Linked DNA regions of Homo sapiens: regions 1 and 3 are each linked to region 2. Evidence: chromatin loops called from intact Hi-C (ENCODE). Cell type or tissue: heart left ventricle. All regions are shown on one strand. Links, peaks and the distances in the headings refer to the core of each region. The heading gives the core; the rest is flanking DNA.

The links. A loop is a pair of places that touch in the nucleus more often than their neighbours do. Peaks named below come from ENCODE experiments on the same cell type or tissue, not always from the same donor. Only the 100,000 strongest peaks of a DNase experiment are listed, where the experiment ranks them.
Region 1: a loop joins it to region 2, with 3 times the contacts of the local background. A loop is called at or near these places in 39 of 110 quality-filtered maps.
Region 3: a loop joins it to region 2, with 4 times the contacts of the local background. A loop is called at or near these places in 51 of 110 quality-filtered maps.

Annotation. Positions count from the first base shown.
Region 1 is chr5:40,908,021-40,914,333 of GRCh38, forward strand. C7 (complement C7) reads left to right here and starts at 1,477. Exons shown (of 18, transcript NM_000587.4): 1 at 1,477-1,596. The coding sequence starts at 1,591. It also overlaps the pseudogene RNU7-161P. In heart left ventricle, for the core only: no CTCF peak of the experiment used is centred there; a DNase peak (open chromatin) is centred at 3,451; H3K4me3 peaks cover 4,640 bases; H3K27ac peaks cover 1,965 bases.
Region 2 is chr5:41,266,260-41,274,115 of GRCh38, forward strand. No RefSeq gene overlaps it. Among named protein-coding and RNA genes, the nearest start is that of C6, 57 kb to the left of the region's middle. In heart left ventricle, for the core only: a CTCF peak has its summit at 4,339 (motif pointing right); no DNase peak of the experiment used is centred there; H3K27ac peaks cover 648 bases.
Region 3 is chr5:41,832,020-41,838,332 of GRCh38, forward strand. All of the region lies in intron 7 of OXCT1 (3-oxoacid CoA-transferase 1), which reads right to left. Among named protein-coding and RNA genes, the nearest start is that of OXCT1-AS1, 35 kb to the right of the region's middle. In heart left ventricle, for the core only: no CTCF peak of the experiment used is centred there; a DNase peak (open chromatin) is centred at 3,802; H3K27ac peaks cover 2,458 bases.

The DNA.
Region 1 (6,313 bases), core at 1,314-6,313, 360 kb before region 2:
ATGCAGTTGGAGCTGAATAAAAAATATTTCTTTCAGGAGTCAGGATCTTTGTCTCTGTGACAAAATTTCTTCCACACAAATCACTAAAGCTTTGAACAAAAGATGCGGAAGCTTTGTCTCTGGAAACCACCATTAATTTATGAGGGGAGGATAGGGGTTGTCTTTATTATTCCAGTGCTTTGGATATAGGAAGAAAAAGTCATTAAAGCTAGAAAATCTTCACTAATGGAATGTTTACTTATAAAATTATTCTTAACTCAAATTTTCTTTCCCGCTTAACATTTATTCTACCTCACTCATAATGCACTAGCAGCTAGTGTTAGAATATTTGGTCCAACAATACAAATAAAACTGTAGCTCAATTTTTTTTTTTTTTTTTTTTTTGAGATGGAATCTCACTCTGTCTCCCAGGCTGGAGTGCAGTGGTGCGATCTCAGCTCACTGCAACCTCCGCCTCCTGGGTTCAAGTGATTCTTCTCTCTCAGCCTCCTGAGTAGCTGGGACTACAAGTGCATGCTACCATGCCTGGCTAATTTTTTTGTGTTTTTAGTAGAGACGGGGTTTCACTGTATTGTCCAGGCTGGTCTCGAACTCCTGACCTCTTGGTCCGCTCGCCTTGGCCTCCCAAAGTGCTGGGATTACAGGCATGAGCCACCGCGCCTGGCCAACTGTAGCTCAGTTTCAATAGGAAATCTAAAATCTTGCAAAATAAGCAGCATTTTATTAAATGTATGAAGGTGATGTTGGGGACTTGCTAGAATCAATGCAAAGCTATGGGAAAATAAAGACCTGGTAGAATAAGACAAGATAAAAAGCAAAGGAGAGAAAATGGATGTGGATAATGACCCTGAGAAGAACTTTCCAACACAGTGATCTGATTATCAAAGGATTAAGTGAAGTTCTTGAGAAAATTAGTGATGTCCTCAAATATGTTTACAAAAATTGATATTCTTTCTGATTATTCTGTGAAAGTTAAGCATGAAGGGATGACTATTGGGTTGTATTAGGCTGTACTTTGGGGAAAAATTCTACTCCAGAACATTCTATTTAGATTTTGAGTGACAGAACTGCATTTAAATATTTTCTTTCATAAAATATTTAATCTCAAAGTCTGGCATATAACACCTTTTAAGAGAATCATGAAAACATCCACTTAGTTTAGTAGATTGAAACAAGAAGGAGGCTCATCCCTTGCCTTACAGAGTCTCCTTTGGTTGAAAATCACTTAAACATTGAACTGAGAACATTTGCTGTGTTTCCTGATTTATAGATATGTTTCTAAGAAACATATCTATAACTTCCAAACAGTCCCAGCTGGCTGTAGCTAAGGCTGTGTAATTGATAAGATGCATCTGGTTTCAAGGCACAGATTAAGTACAAGGTCAGGCTCTTGCTGTCGTTGGAGAATCCGGTTGGGGTAGGAGCTAAATCTCAGGACCACTTGCTCTATATATGAGTGCCAAGATAATCTAGAGCAGGGAGAGGCAGAGAGGCAGGCAGCCTGCTGGGCTCTTCCTGCTGTTGAAAACTTACCCGGCCCTTACAGAGGAAATCTTCCTCCTCTCTTCTGCCCTGAATGTTTTCCCAAACATGAAGGTAAGACAATAAATTCATTACTTTTGTAAATGAAGCTATCTTTTCAAATGAACGGGGGTAATATAAATGTAATTTAAACGAAGAGGTGTAATACCTAACTGAAAGACATCAAATAAATAGAAGGCCAGAGGAAAATACAGAAGAAAAAGACCTGGGGGTGATGTTTAGAAATCCTTATTTAAACATATTTAACAGTTCAGCCAAAGTGAATTCCTTTTTCTTATCTTGTGGTGAAATTATAGGTCCAGAGGTCTGGGAATCAGGAATTGGAGACAATGTTTATGAAAGTCCCGATAAAGTCATAAAGAAATACAATAGTACTATTGTTATTTCTTGGGAAAAACTTTCCTCTGGTGTATTTTTTTTTTTTTTTTTTGCTTGTTTGGATTAGGAGCCATGCAGTAGGGTCCTGCGATTTATCTAAGAGCTAATAGAAAAGCAAATTTGCAGGCTTGGAACTTGAGAATTTGAAATCCTGGATGAAAGAGTCAGCATTGTGAGAATAGAAGATATGAGTAGATGGAATAAAACTAAAGGTCTACCAAGTATACATGTTGGCCCAATGCAAAAAGGCCAAATATTAAAAAACAAAACAAAACACAACCAAAAAGCTATTCAACAAAAGATAAGACCAAAGATAGAAATCGCTATCATAGACTAAATCTCTGGAATGCAAAAATAAGTTGAGATTGCTATTCAAATTTTATTATTGTAAATTTTGGTATTTAAACTTTAAAAATGTTGCATTGTAAGACTGTAGGAATAATTTCACAGATCTGTCAGTGGCTAGATTGCTTCCATAGTCACTGTATTGTCCATTGGGGCACCGAATCCAAGCTCGCTCATTATTGGGGTTAGAGGAGGAGCAAGATATGGATCTTGATTAAGCCATGCCTTCTGTGAAATTAAATAATTAAAATTAAACACAAATAACAAAGTTAATTTGTTTAAAGTTATGATGGGCAGTCATAAAAAAGAATGAAATCATGTCCTTTGCAGCAACATGGAGGCAGATAGAGGTCATTATCCTAAGAAAATTAACGCAGGAACAGACAATCAAATACCCCATGTTCTTAATTTTTAAGTGGGAGCTAAATATTGGGTACTCATGGGCATAAAGATGGCAACACTAGACACTGCACTCCAGCCTGGGCAATAAGGTGAGACTCTCTCTCAAAAAAAAAAAAAACAAAAAAAAAACAAGAAAAGAAAATGATGCTCTTCTGAAAGTTATCTAGCCAAAATGTTTTTTCCTAATATTTGTGTTAACTATTAATCTTTTACTTTATTTTACAATAAGAAATCTTAATAATTGCTTTGTGCTTAAAAACATGTTTACAATCATTATTATAATATTTTACTGCTGTAATAATAAATATACTTCTATCCTTTAATTAGTTGACAAAATATCAACAAATAAAGCAATTAATTTTTTAAAAATTTTACATATAGGGGCTTTCCAGCAAAAATTGGGAAGCCTGATAGACAAGTTCTAAAACAACTGTAACACTAAAGCAATTATTTCACTCCAAGTCGCATGTAGAGTTCTTACCTGTATTTGAAAGTGGACATTCATATTTTTACAGTAAACCTGAAGGACATGCTTTGGTGATATGTGACAAAGAAGGGACACTTGTGAAAGCCTTGGGCTATCAAGAAGCTAGAAATGGTTTCTATGTCAGACTTTTTAAGAGGAAGCAATGTTTTGGCCCCACAGCCCCCACGTGAACTAAATTCAGAGAGACAGTCACAGGATTCCCTTTGGTTCTCTCTGTGTTCTTGGATAGGAAATAACTTGGATCTGAGGTGTTGGAGAAGGATGTCAGGGACAAGGGACTTCCCTCGGAGCTGGCTGTGGCCCAGCCATTTGTTCCGTCCCTCCAGGAGAGAGCTGAGCTTGGGGCCTGTGAATCTAGGGAATGGTCGTCACAGTGCCCAAGCACAGTGATGGTCAAGCACAGTAATGTCTCAAATCAGGATTGTAGCTGGGACATACTGGAAGAAGGAGGTAGAGCTAATGCTCATTCATTGATGATAAAGAGGAGAAGATAATTCAGGGGAATGTAGTTCCAGCTTAGCTACATTGACACAGAACAAAAATACCACACACTTTTTCTTTCTTTCTTTTTTTTTTTTTTTTGAGACAAAGTCTCACTCTGTTGCCCAGGCTGGAGTGCAGAGGTACGATCTCTGCTCACTCCAACTTCCGCCTCCTGGGTTCAAGCGATTCTTCTGCCTCAGCCTCCTGAGTAGCTGGGGCTACAGGCGTGCGCCACCATGCCTTGCTAATTTTTGTATTTTTTTTTTTTTTTTAGTAAAGATGGGGTTTCACCATATTGGCCAGGCTGGTCTTGAACTCCTGACCTCATGATCCACCTGCCTTGGCCTCCCAAAGTGCTGGGATTACAGGCATGAACCACCACGCCCGGCCCCACATACTTCTTCAACCAAGCAATTCTTTTATAGAGTCAGTTCAGATGTATGTCTATCACTGTCATTCACATGATTTATTTGTGTTTGTTCTATCTCTCTTGTTCATTTATAAGGTATTTTTTCCAAAGGTAATTATCCTAAGGCTAGCCAAATTTCAAGAAATGCTTTTGGTTAGTAGATTCACTTTGTATAACATGAACAGAACTGGTCTTGTAATAAGCAGACCTTGATGGGTTATAATGAGTATGTATATGAAGAAGGTGATGACAAAGGCATCCATGATGATAAAAAGTATATTTCCTAAAATTTCATTGAAATTCTTTATTTTAAAAAATGCTTTTAAATTTGAGACAAGATCTTGCTCTGTTGCCCTGGCTGGAGTGTAGTGGTACAATTATGGCTCACTGCAGCTGCTACATCCTGGGCTCAAGTGATCCTCCCACCTTAGTCTTCTGAGTAGCTGGGACTACAGGTGCCCGCCACCATGCCTGGCTAATTTTTGTATTTTTTGTTGCAACAGGCTGGCCTCAAATTCCTGGGCTCAAGTGATCCTACCACTTTGTCCTCCCCAAATGCCAGGATTACAGGCATGAGCCACCAAACCTGGCTGAAATTATTTTAAAACACCTGTGACAGAATGTTAGAAATAATTATTTTCATTATCCACATTTTGGCTGAGAGTCAAAGGCCAAGAACAAGTACTCAAGATTTTTTGAAATTTTATGGTTTTTTTTGGAAATTTTATTCATTTAGTTATTTTATTTGTATACATTTAAGGGGTACAAGTGCAATTTTGTTACATGGATATATTGGGTAGTGTTGAAGTCTGGGCTTTCAGTGTATCTATCTTCCAAATAATGTACATTGTACCCATTAAGTAATTTCTCATCACTCTTCCCCTTTCTATCCCCAACTCTTCTGAGTCTCCAATGTCTATTATTCCATACTTTTTGTCCATGTGTACACATTATTTAGCTCCTACTTGTAAGTGAGAATATGAGGTACTTGATTTTATGTTTCTAAGTTGTTTCACTTAATATAATGGCCTCTAGTTCCATCCATGCTGCTGCAAAAGACATGGTTTCATTCTTTTTTAAAAAATTGAACAGTATTTCATTGTGTATATACTGCATTTTCTTTATCCAATCATCTGTTGTTGGACACTTAGGTTGCTTCTATATCTTTGCTATTGTGAATAGTGTTGAGATAAACATACGAGTACGGGTATCTTTCTGATATAATGATTTCTTTTCCTTTGGGTAGATACCCAGTAGTGGGATTGATGGATCCGATGGTAGTTCAATTTTTAGTTCTTTGAGAAATCTCCATACTGTTTTTTATGGAAGTTGTACTAATTTACATTCCCACCAATAGTATATATTGGTGGGAATATATACTATTCCCTATTCTCACTTATCTCTGCATTCCTACCAACAACTGTTATTTTTTGACATTTTTAAAGAGAGATGGTGTCTTGCTCTGTTATCCAGGCTGGAGAGTAATGGTGCAATCATAGCTCACTGCACCTTTGAATTCCTGGGCTCAAGTGATCCTCCTGCTTCAGCCTCCTGAGTAGCTGGCACTATCTGGGCATGTGCCACCATGTGCAAATATATATATATGTATATTTTGTATATTTATATATTTTAAGATGGAGTCTTGCTCTGTCACCCAGGCTGGAGTGCAGTGGCATGATCTCGGCTCACTGTAATCTCCACCTCCTGGGTTCAAGCGATTCTCCTGCCTCAGCCTCCCAAGTAGCTGAGACTACAGGTGCGTGCCAACATGCCTGGTTAATTTTTTGTATTTTTAGTAGAGATGGGGTTTTACCGTGTTAGTCAGGATGGTCTTGATCTCCTGACCTCATGATTTGCCCGCCTCAGCCTCCCAAAGTGTTGGGATTACAGGCGTGAGTCACTGCGTCCGACCGCCCCAAATAATTTTTTAAGAATTATTTTTTGTAGAGACAGAGTCTTACTATGTTGCCTAGGCTGGTCTCAAACTTCTGGCTTCAAGCAATCCTCCTGCCTTGTCCTCTCAAAGTGTTGGGATTACAGGTGTGAGCCATCACATTCAGCCAGTTTTTTTACTTTTTAATAGTAGCCATTCTGACTGTGTAAGATGATATCTCCTTGTGGTTTTAATTTAATTCTCTGATGATTAGTGATGTTGAGCACATTTTCATATGCTTGTGAGCCATTTGTATGTCTTTGAAAAATGTCTATTCATGTCCTTTGCCCACTTTTTAATGTTTTTGTTGTTGTTGTTTTTGTTGTTATCATTG
Region 2 (7,856 bases), core at 1,407-6,406:
GTTTTCTATGCGAATCTCCAGTTAGGAATTACAGAACAAATAGAATTAGAATTTGTGGTGGTATGCTTACCGTGTATATAGTTAGGGACTTTTCTCCATGGCCAAAGAAGTATATGTCAACATGTCACAGCCTAATTTTCAAAATTTGTGAAGGAGAGAGATTAAGATGTTCTCTTCATTAAAATAGCACAGGAATTTTGGAGAAGATAAACCAAGTACAATAATACTTACAAGGCTCTGGGTTTTAGCACCTCAGCGGGCAAAGAGATGCTGTACCAAAATGTCTTCATAGGCAGGCAGATCTGTGAGATGCAGAACATGCTGGCCTGGCCTGCCCTGTGAAGTAAACAAGTCCCTTAGCCTCTTTTTGTCCCAGATTCCTTGTCCATAAAAAAAAGGGTTGAATATCTTATCTTCCTAGTCACTTTCAGTTCCAGAGTTTTATGACTCTTTAAGAACAGATTAAAACGTGGTCAAAGTAATATATAAACAAATTGTACAGATGCATATTTTAAATTCTTAAGAAAATATTAATAAGTTCTTCAAAGACACTCATTTAAATACGAATTATTTATGAGCTAATTAAAACTCATAGAGTCACATCACTTTAGATATGAAAGAAACCTTCAGTGTTCCACACATCACTGTATATCATGATTATTTGTGAATGTGTCCCTTCCTTGAAAGCTTTTGAGGACATAAATAGTCTATGTTTCTTTGTATCATCAGTGCTTATACCAGTAAAGATATAGAGTGTTTACTAAATAAAAATTAGTTGAGTAAATTTTGCAGATAAACAGAAACTTGAAAATATCTGCTAAACTACTCAAAGTTTCACACATAGCTAGAATAAAACGTCTCCCTCTTCTGATACCCAATGCAGAGACAGCTGATTTCTTCTTAAGGCTAAATTGTGATGTTTTCTAAAATGTATCATCGGTAATAACATTTACTTATAAAAACAGGTCTTCTGAGGACTTCAAGGCAGGACCAATAGAACTGAGCAGAGAGTAAAGCGCACAAAAAACATTTAGTAACTATTGATTGATTGATTGAAACATGAATCAAATTACTCTTATCTTCTTAAAAGTAATAAAGTTATATCTCTGTGGTAGCCATCCCAAGATGGCTGCCTTTCTTTCTCCTGTGCCTGTATTATGTGCTATTCCCTTACCAAGAGATGAAGCTTATTCCGCCACATCCTTGAATCCCACCCTGCCACTGATTTAACCATTAGAGTACTGACACTATATCAGGTCTGGTCCTGACCTTTGGGAGTATAACAGCTTTCACCTTGGTCTCTTGGAGGCCAGAGCCACCATACATAAAGTTCACCTTCAGTGCTGAAGAGGTACTTAGACTACATGGAGAGAGAGAGAGGCCCATCTTAGCCCAAACTTCCAGCCACCCCCACCCTGGCTCTTGGAATGCGAAGAAAGCTGCCTCAAACCCTCCAGAACAGCTCATCTAGCTAAATATCGCAAAGTGACCACAGTCAATGCCTCAAGGAGCAGAAGAATTATACAGCTGAGTCCCGCTTGAATTAAAGTCAGATAAAATATTGAGATATAATAAAAGATTATTGTTCTAGATTACTTAGTTTGGGGGTAGTTTATTATGAAACAATAAATAACTGGAACACTTCTTTATTGAACAAGTATATAATTTTACTTTTCTATTTTTCTATATTAGGAAATTAGAAAATAATTCTAATTTTCTGTAAGTAAAATTTTGCTGACCCCCCTACTCTTATCCCAAATAAATACAAGTTAGAAAGATTTAATAATGCTAATTTCAAGCTTTGCTATGTTAAGAATATGTCCAGGATATCAGCATTAAGAAAAGCTATAGCTAGCTTCTTTATTTTATAGAAAGGAAGTTAATTGTAATGTGATTTATGGTGCATAAGCTACAGTATCAATTTCTTTCCCCATAAATGTGCCCTACCTTTTACAGAGAAGCCAATTGAAGCAGTAAAAATTTGTCTTAGTACAGGCATTTATTTGGCCAAAAGAATCCTGAAAGAATGACTGTTGTATGTAAGCTGTTTCAGTCCCTTTCTTCCCCTTTTCCTTATCCTTTATTTAATATTTCCATTTTCATTTTAGACTCCTAACTCACTTATGTATGGATTCTTTCAGGAAATCTTTATTGAATGCCTGCATTCCTGATACAGTCCTAGGCACTGAAAAAAAGGGTATGATTACTAAGAGATAGTCATGTACATCAAAGAATGTGAATTCTATTACAGGAGAAAAATATATTAATGCACAGTGTCCACAGGGTACAATAAGTATAAAATTGAAGTAAGTGCAAAGGTGAATGAGAACTTAGTGCCTACAACAGTAGGGGAAGTTATCCCACAGAAGGTAAAGTTGGGTCTTGCAAGATAAATTTTGCAGACAAAAAACAATAGAGACATTTCAGGCAGAGAGAATGACATCTGTAAAAGCATGAGAAAGTAAGGCAAAAATGGCAAAACTTCCATTGTTAATATAGCAAAGAATTGACAGGAGGGCAGGGGAATAATAAGAGATAAATAATGGGCTACAACAGTTGTGGGCTGAGGGCAAAGAGTGAAGAATGCATGCCATGAGCTGACAGTCAATTAATGTTTACCCAGTGCTCCCTACAGGGCCTACTAAGTGGGTAGCATGCCCACCACCACCTCCAACTGATTAGACCTGGCCTGCAGCTAGTTCATCTTTTGGCTTGAATGTGACCAAGCAGTTTCTCCTGCTTGGGCATTTGTCTTACTAGATAAGGTCAATGACTGTACCTGGTCATATAGTATGCTTAATTAAATGGTTATGTAGGCATGACGTCAGTTCTGGTGTCATGGCAAGCCAGGACCACAAGCAAGTGGGCAGCAGAAGCACTATAGACTTGCTGAGTCTGTGGATAGGAAAATGGAACTGACATGCTGAGAAAGGCAGAAATGAAGGACCATGTGATCACAGTAAACATTAGAGTGAGACAGAGCCATTAATAGATCCATGAGAAGAAGATCATATCTGGGAGAAGGGTGTGAGATTATACAGTCAGACCAAAGGTAGCAGAGACATCAGCCAGATGGGGACTTGGTTTCATCCATTGGCTCTGACAGTTACTTCTGACTTCAGAAAGAGTGCTTCTCAGGTAACCTGATGTCAGAATCTAGACACTATCATTAGGAGTCTGAGTCTACATGGAGTGTCTATGAAATAAGGCAAATAAAGTATAATGTATACTGATGATTTCCTATTGACTAAGGTGATGGGGAATGGCTGCAAGGATGAAGAAATTCAAAGCACATTCAAATGGGACACCTCTCTCTAATTATGTTATGATGGGCTGGCTTTCCCTTTCTTCCACTCAAGTCCTCGTATTTTGAGGAATGATTTGAGCTCTCCATTCTTCTGAGATGTGTTGCTTTCTCTTTTATCAATGATCACAGCTAACGCTGGTAATGTTCCATTGACTTAATCTACTTAAAACTCAGCAAGGGCTGGGTGTAATGGCTTACTTGAGGCCAGGAGTTCAAGACCAGCCTGGGCAACATAGTGAGATTTCATCTCTAATTTAAAAACAAAAAACAAAAACAATCCAATAAAACTCAGCAAGTCCTCACTTTAGTCTAAGTAGTGTTCATACATTGAAATACTGGACACAGGACCTCAGAAAACTTCACTTTTTTAAAGAAAATAGTGTAGCATGAGGCTGTGAAAAGCTGGAGTGAAGTAAGCTAGGTTTTGCATTGTGATTTTCTTACCCTTGGGATCTTCAGACTATGGTTCTGGAGGGTGCTTAATGTAGGCTATGGTGGTGTATCTAGTAGAACAAATGCCTAAAATATAACAAGAATTTCCTTGTTGATGGGATAGCTGTTGATGCCTTATCCACAGCTGTCCTTGGATTCTCTTTTTTTCTGGTGATACAGAAGAGCAGGAAGAAAGGGTGTAACAAGTAATCCATGGGAGCAGCAGGTATCTTTAAGGGGGTCCAAAAGCTGCTTGAGATCCACTGCCTGTTGTCATATCACGTCCACCCTTCAAAGGATCCAAGGCCTAAAATCTTTGAGAAAAACAGTTCTTGACTTTAGAGCAACAGTAGAAATCTTTACTTCTTTTCCAATACCGTTTAGAAGAAGAAATTAGAAAAGGGGGAAAAAAATCAAGCAATGAGCAATGACCAAAGGAAGGAAAACAACAACAACAAAAGAAAGTCCTCTGAGGAAGATCAGAGTTGAGTTTTATATGTTTATTACTGGCTGAGATATAATGGCACTTGAAACCACAGAGCTGCTTTCCCTAGTTGATATATTAGCCGAGTACCTGAAGTCTGACTGCCCTTTGCTTACCACCAGGGTGCACCAGTGTACACAGTATTCCAAACTTCTAACTCATCAGGGTTTGTTAGCCTTTAATAACTGGGCTAGTCAAAAGTTACTCACTTTTGAAAAAGACCATTTGGAGGGAATTGAACCTGTAAGATACTGTTTATCAAGCCACAATTCTGAAATCCTCTGGATTTTAAAAATTACATCTACAGTCTGCTTTGCTACAACAAGTATTTTAAAATGAAAGTTAACTCACATGCATTGGTAATCAGGGGAATTATGTAGCACAACAGGGCAGACAAATTGAACCAAACATGATTTTTCCCAGTATGTCCATCATTTGACATGATCAAGGGTAAGTTTCCTCACAGTTAAATAAAATAAAACTGTAATGACATTTGCAGATCTTAAAAAAAAAAAAGTTGAAAAATCTCAAAATGTCTTCTGTTTAGTCCAAGATAGCAGCTGGTTAATGGCCTTAAGAACTGCTATGCTGTCCACTGTGCTAAACTATCTGAGGGTAGCGTAAGTGAAGATTAGAACCTGGAAAGACATTTCCCTGTGTTAAAACAAAATGACAACAACAACAAAATACATTCCTGAATCATATTTTTATTTTGGATGTAACTGGCTTGTATTAAAGCAACTGTTTTTAAAGCCCTCCATTTCCAAGAAGAGAGCTTTAGACACCGGAGGGTAAACTGATTCAGGTTCTAGGGCGAAGGCAAGTGGAGATTTAACTCTGCTAGTGTTCGCTTTAGGATTGTTACTGCTTTTGTTAGTGCCCTGGCCAAAAAGTGCTGTAGGTTTTGAGGGATCTGTTTCTCACACTGTTTTTCTCCATGAACCCTATTATGTTTAATGCATGATTTTGAAAAATGTGAGAATGCACGTATATATAGTGATATGGCAGAAACACCTGTGCCGAGAATTTTTCTTAAACATTTGCTTAACCCTTACTAAATGCCAGATGTTTTTCAAAATATTTTATATACATTAACCTATTTAATCCTCAGAACAATTTAATGAGGTTGGTTCATTACTGTCTTCTTTTTTACAAATGGACAAAATAAGGCAAGGGAGAATAAATGAACAGCAAAAGGATGAATGTTTTAAAAGAATGTGAATCTGGATGGGTAGGAGGAGGAGGTCCTATTCTTTAAGTTATGCCCATGGGAGGGCTCTCTTAAATGGTGAGTTTGCTGGGAAATAAGGTTTCATTAGAATGAGGCTATGTAGAAGGTAGCATACAACCTCATTTGATGAAAACTGGTTTTTAAGCTTTGCCACATGTGTTTAAATGCACAAGCCATTTCGTTTTTAACTCAGTGAGGCACATATTCCTCTTTCCAAACTTTTCATCAAGTTGTCAGTAGATATTCCATATGAAGTAATGCTATGTGTGATGAACTACAGTGATTGCACAAATTCATATCTCTAAAACTGGTTATTATGGTAACTTAGAGTTTATTAACTGCATCTCCCTTTCCTCCCTCCCTTTCTTCCTTCCTTTTTAACTCCTAAGTTAGATTACCTACTGAGATTGGCTAAGTACAAAGTCAGGCCAGACATGGAATATGGAGACCCTATAAATCTCTGGTATATAAGCTTCTAAAAGGCTCACTTGATTACTTCTTTACATGAGAAATTGCTGCTTATAAAGAAATTCTTTTAGAAATTGATTTAATGTGAGTAAATAAAATTTCAATGGTAAATAAGCATTGTGTGTGAGCTGTCTATGGTACAAGCTTCAGACACCAGCAAGCAGAATGTGGTAGGTCATATTATCCTCAGCTGCCTTTCTGTGAATCTGAAGATTATTGAAAACGATTCTTGTTTCCATAATGAGTTCATAATGCAACAAAGAATGACAAGAGTTTACCATATCACTCTGATTGTATTCTGGGACTCTGGAAAGAGAAAATTCCATCATTGAATTACCATTTTATTTGACATTTCATAATGAAATGAGAATGCATAAAAATAGGAAAATAATGCATGTAAATTGATAAAGAAAGAAAAGTATGACATTGTATTTTACAATTCCCCCTTCCATTCTTTGTAACAAAATGCTTTTTTGATTTATTTTTAAATTTTCCATTTGGTGCCAAGTACCTGAGTGTTAGTTATACTGCCAAGAACCTGAGGGTTAGCTACACTCTTCTTTTGAGAACAAATTTGGACTTTAAGGCATCCCAGTAGTTACAGATTAGTGTTTAGCAAAATGTAGGCTAAGAATTATGTCTATCAGAATCACCTGAAGTGCTTGTTAAAAAACATAAATTCTTAAACCACAGTCCTATTTACTAAACTACAATATTTGGATGTGGGGGTCTAGATCTGAACTGTTTTTTTTTTTTTGTTGTTGTTGTTTTAAACGGAGTCTCACTCTGTCACCCAGGCTGGAATGCAATAGCGTGATCTCAGCTCACTGCAACTTCTGCCTTCCACCTCCCAAGTTCAAGCAATTCTCTTGCCTCAGCCTCCCAAGTAGCTGGGACTACAGGCACATGCTACCATGCCCGGCTAATTTTTTGTATTTTTAGTAGAGCTGGGGTTTCACCGTGTTAGCCAGGATGGTCTTGATCTCCTGACCTTGTGATTTGCCTGCCTCGGCCTCCCAAAGTAATCCTCACGCCTGGGATTACAGGCGTGAGCCACTAGGCTCGGCCTACCTCAACATTTTTTACAAGGTTCTTATGGCTTTTACACACACTAAAATTTTGTGTGTGTAAAATTTGGGTTTAAATCACTGATTTAGAAAATCCAGAGAATTTACAATAGGTATAGTTGTTGCAGCCAGGCAAAAAAAGCCATTGATTGATTAATTACTATAGATCCCAAGTTTTTTTCTGATTAGACAGGCTTTGTTTCTTTTTTTTTTTTTCTTTTAATTTGCAGTTTATTGAGTTTTATGTTTAGCCTTAAAAGGTCTTATCTTTTCCAAGATTATAAATAATACTCTTATATTGTTACATTTAAAGTTTTGATTCCCTTGTAAGTTATTTTTGTGAAAAGAGTAAAGGAAACATCCAGTTATATTTATTTTTCAAATGGCTGACCATTATCCCATCTCCATTTATTAATACAAATTAAGAGAATCAAATAATCTACTTAGTCATTTGAAGACTGAGGACCAAGTCAACAAATCAAAATCCAGTTGTGCAACCAATCTCAGAGGTCTTGTTTGACTGAAAAATGATATTGTAAACAGCCTATACCCAAAGTTTGTCAGGATAGTCAAATTAATTTATGAGTGCAGAAAGAGCCTTAAAACAATCACTACCATCAAGATTGTAGAAATGTTTAGGTTTATCCTAAAATCTTTAGTTGCAGAAGAGGAAACCTCCAAATTAAATATTGATACATGCAGGACCATGCTAAGTGTAAGAGACCCTTTTCAGTAGTTGTTTGACTTCTAAGCAGACTTTTGACATTGCTGAATACTCCTTTTCGAAACAGTCTCTTCTGTTGGTTTCTGTGATTTAACATTGTGTACGTGAAGGTGGCTGCACTTGGTGGCTTAACATAATTAAAG
Region 3 (6,313 bases), core at 1,314-6,313, 570 kb after region 2:
CTCAGGAGCACCAAATTTTAACAACGATCTGTAAACAGAAAAGCACCATCACAAGAACCAAAAATCAGACAGCATTTGGGGAACTCACAGCACTGAAGGTAAGAATGCAGACCTGGCTGGCTTCGCCACCTGTTTATTGTAGAGCCCTAGGGCCTTGAGTTAAAATAGGTGGTAGTCAGGTAGTAGTTAACAGCAGGCCTTGGGCAAAACCCAGTGCTGTGCTGGCTTTAGGCCTGACCCACCACAGTCCCAGTGGTGGTGGCCATAGGGATGTGTTTGTATCACCACACCCCCAGTTCCAGGCGGTTCAGCACAGAGAGAGAGAGAGAGAGAGAGAGAGAGAGATTCCACTTGTTTGGAGGAAAGTAAGGGAAAAGAACAGCAGTCTCTACCTGGTAACCCAGAAAATTCTTCTGGATATTATCTAAGACCATCAAGACAATACCTCCTACAAGTTTACAAAAACCACAGCAATTATGGTTGGAGCCCAAGTCCCTTTGAATACCTAGAAAGCGTTCCCAAGGAAAGGCACTAACAAGACAAGACCACAAAGACTACAATAAATACCTAACCCTTTAATGCCCAGACACCAACAAACATCTACAGGCCTTGAGACAATCTAGGGAAGCATGACCTCACCAAACAAAATAAGGCACCGGGGACCAATCTTGGGGAAACAGAGATATGTGACCTTTCAGACAGAATTCAAAACAGCTGTTTTGAGGAAACACGAAGAAATCCAAGATAACAAAGAAGGAATTCAGAATTCTATCAGATAAATTTAACAGACTGAAATAATTTAAAAGAATCAAGCAGAAATTCTACATTTGAAAAATGCAACTGACATACTGCTGAATGCATCAGTCTCTTAAATAGCAGAACTGATCAAGCAGAAGAAAATCACTAAGCTTGAAGACAGGCTTATTGAAAATACAGTCAGAGGAGACAAAAGAAAAATAAAGAACAATGAAGCACACCTACAATATCTAGAAAATAGCCTCGAAAGGGCCAATACTAAGAGTTACTGGCTTTAAAGAAGAGGTAGAGAAAGAGATAGGAGTAGAAAAGTTTATTCAAAGGGATAACAAAATGTCCCAAACCTAGAGAAAGATAAACATTCAAGTACAAGAAGGTTATAGAACACCAAGCAAATTTAACCCAAGGAAGACTACCTCCAAAGCTACCTTTTGCGAGTTAATCAAATTCCCAAAAAATCAATGATAAAGAATTCCAAAAGCAGTAAGAGAAAAGAAACAACAGACAACAGAGCTCCAACATGTCTGGCAACAGACTTTTCAGTGGAAACATTACAAGCCAGGAAAGAGTAGCATGACATATTTAAAGGACTGAAGGAAAGAAACTTTTGCCCTAGAATAGTATATATGGCAAAATATCTTTCAAGCATGGAGGAGAAATAAAGAACTTCCAAGACAACCAAAATCAGAGGGATTTCATCAACACCAGACCTGTCCTACAAGAAGTGATAGAGGGAGTTCTTTGATCTGAAAAAAAAAAAAAAAGAATGTTAATGAGCAAACAAGAAATCATCTGAAGATACAAAACTCACTGGTAATAATAAGCACACATAGAAACACAGGATATTATTAACATTGCAACTGTGGTGTGTAAACACTCTTAAGCATAAAGACTAAAGAACCAATTAGAATAACTACAATAACTTTAAGACATAGCACAATAAGAAATTAAGAGAAACAAAAAGTTAAAAAGCATAGGGGTGAAGTAAAAGTGTAGAGTTTTGGCTGGATGCAGTGGCTCATGCCTGTAATCCCTGCACTTTTGGGAGGCCGAGGTGGGTAGATCACCTGAGGTCAGGAGTTCGAGACCAACTTGGCCAACGTGATGAAACCCTGTCTCTACTAAAAATACAAAAAATTAGTTGGGCGTGGTGGTGCGCACCTTTAATCCCAGCTACTTACGAGATCATGCCACTGTACTCCAGCCTGGGCAACAAGAGCAAAATTCCGTCTCAAAAAAAAAAAAGCATAGAGTTTGTATTAGTTTTCTTTTTGCTTATTTGTTTATGCAATTAGTGTTAAGTTTTCATCAGTTTAAAATAACGAGTTATAAGACAGTCTTTTCAAGCCTCATGCTAACATCAAATACAAAAAAAACTACAGATTCATAAAAAATAAAAAGCAAGAAATCAAAGCACCCCAAAGAAAAATCACCTTCACTAGAAGGAAGACAGGAAGGAAGGAAAGAAGAAAGAAGACCACAAAACAACCAGAAAACAAAAAACAAAATGGCACGAATAAGTCCCTACTTATCAATAATAACATTGACTGTAAATGGACTAAACTCTCCAATAAGACACAGTAGCTGAATGGATGAAAAAAGTTAAGACCCAGTGGTCTGTTGTCTACAAGAGACATGGTTCACCTATAAAGCTACACAGAGACCAAAAATAAAGGGATGGAAAAATATATCCCATGCCAATGGAAACCCACAAAAAAAAAAAAAAAAACAAAACAGAACAGGAGTAGCTATACTTACATCAGACAAAATAGATTTCAAGAGAAAAACTGTAAGAAGAGACAAAGAAGCTTATCATATAATGATAAAGGGGTCAATTCAGCAAGAGGATACAATGATTATAAATATATACACACCCAACACTGGGGCAGCCGGATACATAGAGCAAATATTATTAGAGCTAAAGAGAGACAGATTAAAATACAACAGCTGGAGACTTCCACACCCCATTTTCAGCACTGACAGATTTCTCAGGAAGAAAAGTCAGAGACATAGGACTTAATCTGCACTACAGAATGAACCTAATAGAGATCTACAGAACATTTCATCAGATAAAAATTACTAAGAGGAAAATTTACAGCTATAAGTGCCTACATCAAAAAAGAAAAAGAAATAACCTAATGATGTAACTTAAAGAACTAGAAAAGAGCAAACCAAACCCAAAACTAGTAAAAGAAATATAGATCAGAGCAGAAATAAATTTGAAATGAAGAAAATACAAAAGAACAATGAAACAAAAAGTTGGTATTTTGAGAAGATAAACAAAATTGACAAACCTTTAGCCAGACTAACAACGGTGGGGGTGGGGGTAGGGATGAAGACCCAAATAAAATCAGAGATGAAAAAGGGGACATTAAAACTCATAAGAAATTCAAAGAGTCGTTAGTGGCTACTAGGAGCAACTATATGCCAATAAATTGGAAAATCTAGAAGAAATGAATAAATTCCTAGACATATATAACCTATCAAGATTGAACCAGAAAGAAATTAAGAATCTGAACAGCCCAATAATCATAAATATATACACCTACTATGTATCCACAAAAATTTAAAAATTTTAAAACAATGGCACATGCCAGGCACCAGTATAGAACACAGAAGATACAGCTCCCTGAAGCCTGGCTCTTATAAATAAGTCTTAGAATATCACTTTTGAAAATAATTTTCTATATGTCCATTAACCTCTAATTCTTATATTAGATGGGTTCACCGATATTCAATTTATATTGTGATTCATAAACCACACAGGCTACAATAAATATTTGTGTGCACCAAATATCGTATCATCTAAGCAATTCTTTTACAGGCAAACATACCACAATATAAATACAATAAAAGTAATTATATTTATGTCATGATAAATGTACTTGTTTTGACTGAAAGCTGAAGTTAACTAAAATAGTTGAAAGGGCCTTGGGTAAACCTTTGCTGTCTCGTAAACTAGCCATGGCACAAGCCTGACAGCACAAAGAAATCCACAGCAGTGAGGTTATTTCAGTCACAGGCAGCCTCAGCAGCTTCAGTGGCTGAGTCAGACGACCTTTTCTGACAGCACGTGCATGCCAGGCTGCTTGCAGGAGACAAAGCATCAACAGTCTCCTGAGTGAAGCACTCTCATCCCTCCCCATAGGTTTTCTATTACAGGCTCCTTCAAAAAAAAACAGAAATAGGCCATTTCCAGAGAAACTTAGATGGTAGGTTATGCACACAGAAGACTAGCAGAGGGGCTCATAGGGAGTTGAGAGCTTAACACAATAACAGGATTCCTCCTGAGAAACAGCCAAATTAGTTCCCTTTGGAAGACTCAAGAGTCCTTGCTACTCCTTGTCATACACATGGAAGGCAACACCCAAGAGTCATTCCCTGGCTGGTTTTGCACTTGAACTTGTAAAGTTTATCAGGGAAGACTTCACCCTCACTCAAAGAGAGGGAGGTCCAGAAATAACACTGTCTGGACTGAAAAGAGAAACATCTCTCTAGCATGTGTGGCAATATGCGCCCATGTGCACTATTTTTCCCAAGTAGCTACCTAGGTCCATAAGAGGGGTAGGAAGATACAGCCAGCATCAACTGTGTCACAACTTTGTGGGGAAGCATGCAAATGGCTGCACATTTTAAGAAATATGAATGTAATGTTCATATTGGTTTTGTTAAAAACAGACATAAGTGATCACCTCTATGGTTTTACACAACTCATAAGTTTATCTAGAAAAGTGGTCCCCAGCTTTTTTGGCTGGTACTAGGGATCAGTTTTGTGGAAGACACTTTTTCCACAGATGGGGGTTGGGCAGGGACGTGGTTTTGGGATGAAACTGTTCCACCTCAGATCATCAGGCGTTAGTTAGATTCTCATAAGGAGCGAGCAACCTAGATCCCTCACATGCAGAGTTCATAACAGGGTTCCCACTCCTATGAGAATATAATGCCAGGGCTGATCTAACAGGAGGCAGAGCTCAGGCAGTAATGCTCACTCACCCACCACTCATCTCCCACTGTGCGGCCCAGTTCCTAACAGACCATGGGCCAGTACAGGTCCATGGCCTGAGGGTTGGGGCCCTTGGTCTAGAACACATCTGAAAACAAAACTTTGCCAAAAAGGACTAATGTTTCCCTTTTGCAGAGTCTAGAAATAAGTAACATCAAGGACAATTTGATTTTCTTTTAAATTCACAATAAACATACTCATTTACTTCTTGATGTAAAACATTTGCTGTAAATTATATAATTTAAAAATTATAAACAAAAAAGCAAGATGTATGTTCCTTTGCCACCCTGCTTCTAAATCCAAAACAAATTTAAGATGCCTAAGGGAATCTTAGTACTTTAAATATTTATAGTTCTATCCTCTTTAAAACTCAAGTCAAAACTCAAATCACCAGGGAGAAGAAAGGTTGAGAAGATGCAGCATTGTGGAGTGGGAAGATGCTGGCACAGAGCTTTAGGAGACAAGCTCTAATCCAGATTCCACAATTCAAAAGAAAGGAGATGAGCTAAGAGTTCTTTATTTAAGAAAAAAAAAAAAAGACGCCGTTGACTATGTTATATAGGGTGTAGTCACACTGTTATGCCTCCCACTGCTTAAGATACTATAGTACTAGAACAGACATTCAGTCACCACATTTAGAGAAATATGTAAAAAGCTTAAAGGTCAAAGAGGCTAGACAATCGAATGAAAAGAGTCCAAGAGAAAGACTGAATGAATGCACGGGGCCACTGAACACAGGATGATGCCTTTCTCAAAGACATCTCTAAGGTAGATGGTACTAGAACAAAAAAAAAAAAGACTACAATTGAAATAATTGTCAAGGAAGGTCTGGGATAGAAAAATAAGCTGGGCAAAAAAAAAAAAAAACTCCTTATTTGCTTGTATCTAATAGTTAGCAATGAAATGGACTACTTCTGGAGATTCAATATCTTCCAAGAGTTTAAAGCATCCATTGATAGATAACATGGAAGCATTTCATTACATAATGGAAAAGAGTAGACAGCCTGGAATCAGTTTCTCTGTGGGTCTCTCCTGGTTCCACCTAAGCTGTGTGACATTGGGTATATAACTTAACCTCTCTATGCCTTAAAGTCATCATCTCTAAAATAAAGATAATTATTATTCCTATCTCATAGGACTATTGTGAGAATTTAAAATAATGCACATAAGGAATACGGTAGTGACTAATACATCATAAATGCCTGAATAGTAGCTAACATTATTGGCATTTTGCATGCAGAAGAATATGCAGTTAACTTAATGATCCCTGAAGATTCCTCTTAAATGTTGCACTTCAGAGACCAGCTTATAATCATCCATCCCACTATGACTCCCATAAAAGAAAGCAAGATAGGGCTTGAAAAGTCATAGCAACCTGGAGGCCAGCGCAGGTAACGGAGTGCATAGGGTATAGCACAGAACAGGGGGCTGGAGGTCCAGGGTACTCACTGGACTCAAAATACAAATCACAAAGCCAAAACAGAGTTTCACATCAGAAAATGCCCAATCTAGGCACTAACCCCAATTCCAAATTATTTTCCACTTTTGAGAGCA